2 separate regions of the Homo sapiens genome follow, and region 1 is linked to region 2. Evidence: chromatin loops called from intact Hi-C (ENCODE). Cell type or tissue: GM12878. All regions are shown on one strand. Links, peaks and the distances in the headings refer to the core of each region. The heading gives the core; the rest is flanking DNA.

Region 1 (2,825 bases), core at 135-2,634, 68 kb before region 2:
ATTTCAGGCACCTCATGATAATATATACAGAGATGCCACATATTCCCTGTTATTACTGTTTCACTCTCCCTAGTGTTTAAGTCATTCCCAGGTAGTAAGTGAAAGGACACAGAAAGGTGCATTAACTCTCTCAGGCAACTTGGCAACTATTTGGTGCACAGCTACTATGCACTAAGTGTGCCTCTAAGTACATGGCTTAGGATCTCGAAGTCACTCAAGCACTAGGGAGAAAACACTCCATTGTTGTTTAATGTTGGGATTTTGCTGCTCTATAAACTAGTGTTATGCGGAAGTTTTAGGAGATGATACTCAAATGGAAATATATATCCTTTCCTAAGTCGCAGAAAGGCAACCATAAAGCTCAAAACTGTATTACCTTGATAATGTAATTTTTAAAATGTTACGTGTGAAATAAGACCATTTATTTTTTACTTTTTTATTTTTTTGAGACAGAGTCTCGCTCTGTCGCCCAGGCTGGAGTGCAGTGGTGCAATCTCGGCTCACTGCAACATCTGCCTCCCGGGTTCAAGCAATTCTCATGTCTCAACCTCCCAAGTAGCTGGGATTACAGGTATGTGCCACCACGCCTGGCTAATATTTTGTATTTTTAGTAGAGACGGTGTTTCATCGTGTTGGCCAGGCTGGTCTTGAACTCCTGACCTCAGGTGATCCGCTGGCCTTGGCTTCCCAAAGTACGGGGATCACAGGCGTGAGCCACTGTACCCGTCCTATTGAGACCGTTTTAAAAATGATTGTGACATTATTCTAAAAACTTCAGTATCTATCCATCTCTATATACATATATATGAATGAGAGATACAGCCTAATAGAGGAGAAATGGAATAAGTAAATATCTCTGGAAACACTGAGTACAAGTACAAATGTGATTAAAAGACACAGAGTATGAGATGAAATATCCATCTTAAAATTTCAGTGCTTTGGTGGTTAAAACAGTAAGAGAAAAACAACATTGTTTTGCGCTAGGAAACCTGTTTCTAATCAACTGAGCTATTCCTATGGGGTCAAATAAAAATGATTAGCTTATTAAAAGCATAGCTTTGCTATTTAATAGGCAAAATGATTGAAATTTCTGCTGCAGATCCTGATAATTTTAGTGTTTCTAGTTAAGCCTGCAAAATTGCATTCATTATTAGTGTCCAGATTCATTAACAATTCAATTTATAGATATTAATGCTTATAATGCATGCTTCGCTTGCCAAAACTTGAAGAGAAATTGTTTCAATTAGCTTTCATGGATCATGAATCCTGCCGGCTGGGTATTTTTAGACAAAAGATACAAACACATCCCCAAGCAATGCTAATGCACAGCTGGGACTTGTGTGTAAGGTCACTTGAGCTAACAGTTTAAAAGGAAAAACAGTAAATGAGTTTTACCCAGATGAGTAAGAGAGAAGTCTTCTGTTTCCAACCAAATATTTGAAAGGCATTTAAGAAAAATGGCAGCAGAATTATTTGCTTTTGAGATCTCTGGAAGATAAAACCATTAGGCCAAAATTGGCAATCTAAACTCAAGGAGCAGTATTCAGCATATAAGACAATATGGGAGACCTTAAATTTTCCCTTTGTAAAAAAGGGGATTTCTTAGAAGTCACAAGTTAACAAAAATGCAAATCCTGTCACCTGCACAAGGGTCATGCCCCAGTGGTAGGAGAATAAAAAATAGACTGATACCACAAATGATCCAGATGACAATCCAGATTTACAGATAATTACTAACTCTCTGTTTCATGTTAGGCCACACACAACTAGGTCAAAGTTGCTATTTACTGTCAATGGCAAACAGTATTCTTAGGTAGAAGACACATTCTTTGGAGGATGTCCATCTCCTCCAGATACATTTCTGTCACATAAATCTTCATGTAAATTAAAGACAATAGCCCATCTTTGAACTTTTCTCATAGTGTAGTACAATGTCTACATTTCCTTGTGGTGTCTGGTTGTTTGTAGCTTGGTATTTACTGGAATATCAAGAGAATGGTCGACTTTTTACCTTGAAGCTAAGAGATATTTCATTTGTCCTCACCGAAATGCCGGACCATGTTGCATACTTAAGCACAGACTGAATGATGTCTCATGATTTTCCCATGAACTACAATTTCACCTCCCTGAAGGATCCCATTTAGTGAACTTGGGAAAAATCTAAAGCTAACAGTATGGAATCAAAATAAGTTTTAAAAAGACCATGAGATTCTGGAAAACTAGTCCAACACTACAACTCTAAGGACATTAATGTCATAAAAGTACAGTTGAGAGGCAGAGGACATGAAAAGCATAGAAACTCTTCAGAATGTTTGGATAAGGAAGTATGAGAACATGTGAAATATTTCTAAAATCAAACTGAGCTTTGCATTGAAGCTTAGATATTGGTCTGGAGGAACAACAAATACATCTGTAAAAATATTCATTACTATGCTTTTTAATCTTAATAGTGGTATAACATTTCCCATTGACAAGTAAGGCATAGAAATCTCTAATTTATAATAGGTAGGCATTAAACAAAACTAAAAAATATCAAGATTAAAATCTAATTTCTGAAAAAATATAAATTAGAACAAAAAGAAATCGACTGCCTTTACAAAGTAATAAAAACTAATATATGAAAATGAACTATAAGAGGCTGGAAGAAAAATGGAAAAACAAGTTTGGAGAGAAAAGTGAAAAAAAATCAGTGTTTTCAGTCAGGTGCGGTGGTGCAGGCCTGTAGTTCCAGCTACTTGAGAGGCTTAGGTGGGAGGACACCAGGCTGGGCGACATAGAGAGACTGACTCTTAGAAACAAAACGAAACAAAAAAACTTAAAACCAA
Region 2 (2,825 bases), core at 1-2,500:
AATGCTTGGCATGAGCCACTCTGAGGAATGGGTAAGTCGTACCTTGAGGATCACACATAGTAACAAAGGAAACTCCTATAGGGTATGTCTGCCATATGCTGGCTCTACTCTACCAGAGAAACAGGTAGGCAGACAATAACGGATGCTGGCAAGGATGTAGAGAAAGGGGAACCCTCACACACTGTTGGTAGGAAAGTAAATTAGCATAGCTGCTATGGAAAACAGTATGGAGGTTGCCAAAAAACTTAAAATAGAATTACCATATGATTTAGCAATTCCGTTACTGGGTATACATCCAAAAGAAAGGAAATCAATATATCAGAGAGATATGCAGTTCCATGTTTACTGCAGCACTATTCACAATAGACAAGGTATGGAATCAACCTAACTGTCCATCAATGGATGAATGGATAAAGAAAATGTGATATATATACACAATGGAATATTATTCAGCCATCAAAAGGAATGAAATCCTGTCATTTGCAGCAACATAGATGAAACTGGAGGCCATTATGTTAAGTGAAATAAGCAAAACACCAAAAGACAAGTATCTCATGTTCTCACTCATATGTGGGAGCTTAAAAAGTGAATCTCATGAAAATAGTGAATACATTGCTGGTTACCAGAGGCCAGGAAGGGAAGGAGGGAGGGGCAAATGAAGAGGAAAAAGAAAATATAAACATATATATTACCCCTGGGCTGTACACTTAAAAATGGTAAAGATGGTAAATTATATATGTGTATTTTACTTCAATAACAAATGATTTTTAAAAATCATGTTGTATACCTTAAAAAAATAAATAAATAAAAACAAGTCTTATTCCTTTCTTCCCCAAAGCTGTCACCAACTACTCTTGGTACTTCTATTTCTTGAGTACTGACTACAGAATAGGGACACACATCCCCCAATGTTGTATTTTGTTCTTTATGCCCCACCAAGCAAGCCTAGCAGTCATTTTCATTTTAAGTGTTTTATTACTAATTGCTACAGGGAACTAGGTAGTGCCTAGTGAAGAAGGTATGTTTCCTGGGGTTGTGGTAACAAATTGAAACAAAATAGGTGGTTTGAAACAGAAACTTAACTCTCAGGGTTCTGGAGACTAGAAATCTGAAATTAAGGTGCAGATAGATTTCAGCACAGCTGTGCTCCCTCTGATGTGTCTGGGGCTCCCTCTGATGTGTCTGGGGAAGAATCCTTCCTACCCTCTCCCTAGCTTCTGGTGCAGAATTGCAGGTGATTCTTTGTTCCTTGGCTTGCAGCTGCACAACTACAACTTCTGCCTCTGTCATCACATGACCTCTTTCCCTGTGTGTGTGTATGTCTAGGTCTCTGTATCCAAATTTCCCTCTCCCTTCTCTTTTCTGGTTTTTTTTTTTTTTTTTGGTGTTGTTGTTGTTTGTTTTGTTTTGTTTTGTTTTGTTTTTTGACAGAGTGTAACTCTTTTGCCCAGGCTGGAGTGCAGTGGCACAATCACAACTCATTGCAGCCTCAAACTCCTGGGCTCAAGCTACCCTCCCACTTCAGCCTCCAGAGTAGCTGGGACACCTGGTTATTTTTTTGTTGTTGTTATTTATTTTTAGTAGAGATGATGATGTCCCGCTATGTTGCCCAGGTTAATCTCAAACTCTTCAGCTCAAGCAATCCTCCTGCCTCAACTTCCCAAAGTGCTGGGATTACAGGTGTGAGCCACTGTGACTGGCCTCCTTTCTCTTATAAAGAAACCAGTCACTGAATTAGGGTCACATTCACAAATACTAGGGGTTAGGACTTGAATATACCTTTTTGAGGGACACAATTCAACCCACCAGAGAGAATGTCTTTAAATTTAAGAAGCTATTAAAAGTTCTTATAATCCCTGTCCATGTTCTGTAGGTCTGGGTTTTTGGAAATCCCTTGAGCTTCCTTTGTCCCTCATAGATCTCTGGGTAATGCTTTTTAAATGATCCTAGACTCCCGAACTCACAGCTCCTAAAAAGCCCTCTGTACAGAAGTTTCTCTTCCCGGGAAACAGGCTTGATGGTATAGTTAGAATAAATTTCTGTCCTCCTTGAGGACATGGATCAAAGCTTCATAATTCCTTGATACTAGAATGGGGTCTGATATCAATAACATTTTTTATGAACTAGAAATCATTCAAGTACCTCCTTGTTTCAGCTGTGTAATCTGTTTCTTGGGGGATTTCCTGACTAGGTGATTACCTTAAAACAGAGCTCCCATGCCATGTAAGAATGATCTCCTTAAGGTTTTTCCTCACACTCCACATCCTTACTGTTTCCTCCCTCTGAGACTATTTTATATCGTTCAAAAATCTCCTAGAAGGCATTGATTTGACTTCTGAGAGTAATAACACTTTGCAAAATATGCATTAGTGAAATTGCTTCCAGGTCATCATACTTTACATTTTTGCTTGGTGTAATATACCCAAAGGAAACCACAACTACTTTAAAAGAAGTTACATGATTATGACTTCATGTATGCAAATCAGGCCTCCCCTAACATCCTTTCTTCAGTTGGTTCTTGTCTGCCCTTGGTTCTACTTGTTTTTTTTCTTTTCTTCTGTTACTATGGCAGAACAGATAAAGAGTCTTACTCTGTCGCCCAGGCTGGAGTGCAGTGGCGCAATCATAGCTCATTGCAGCATCAACCTCCTAGGCTCAAACCATCCTCCCATCTCAGCCTCCAGAGTAGCTGGGACCACAGGCATCCGCCACTGCACCTGGCTGATTTTTTAAATTGTTTGTAGACATGGTCTCCTAATGTTGCCCAGACTGGTCTCAAACTCCTGGGCTCAAAGGATCCTCTGCTTTGGCCTTAGGAAGTGCTG

The links. A loop is a pair of places that touch in the nucleus more often than their neighbours do. Peaks named below come from ENCODE experiments on the same cell type or tissue, not always from the same donor. Only the 100,000 strongest peaks of a DNase experiment are listed, where the experiment ranks them.
Region 1: it touches region 2 in a loop (3.0-fold over the local background); 1 of 110 quality-filtered maps calls a loop at or near these places.

What each region holds. Positions count from the first base shown.
Region 1 is chr16:72,589,035-72,591,859 of GRCh38, forward strand. The region is part of intron 1 of LINC01572 (long intergenic non-protein coding RNA 1572); the gene reads right to left. Among named protein-coding and RNA genes, the nearest start is that of LINC01572, 75 kb to the right of the region's middle. RefSeq lists an enhancer at 1,500-1,559. In GM12878, for the core only: no CTCF peak of the experiment used is centred there; a DNase peak (open chromatin) is centred at 1,667; H3K27ac peaks cover 1,365 bases.
Region 2 is chr16:72,656,903-72,659,727 of GRCh38, forward strand. The region is part of intron 1 of LINC01572 (long intergenic non-protein coding RNA 1572); the gene reads right to left. Among named protein-coding and RNA genes, the nearest start is that of LINC01572, 6.7 kb to the right of the region's middle. RefSeq lists an enhancer at 861-920. In GM12878, for the core only: a CTCF peak has its summit at 1,157; a DNase peak (open chromatin) is centred at 1,059; H3K4me3 peaks cover 224 bases; H3K27ac peaks cover 1,348 bases.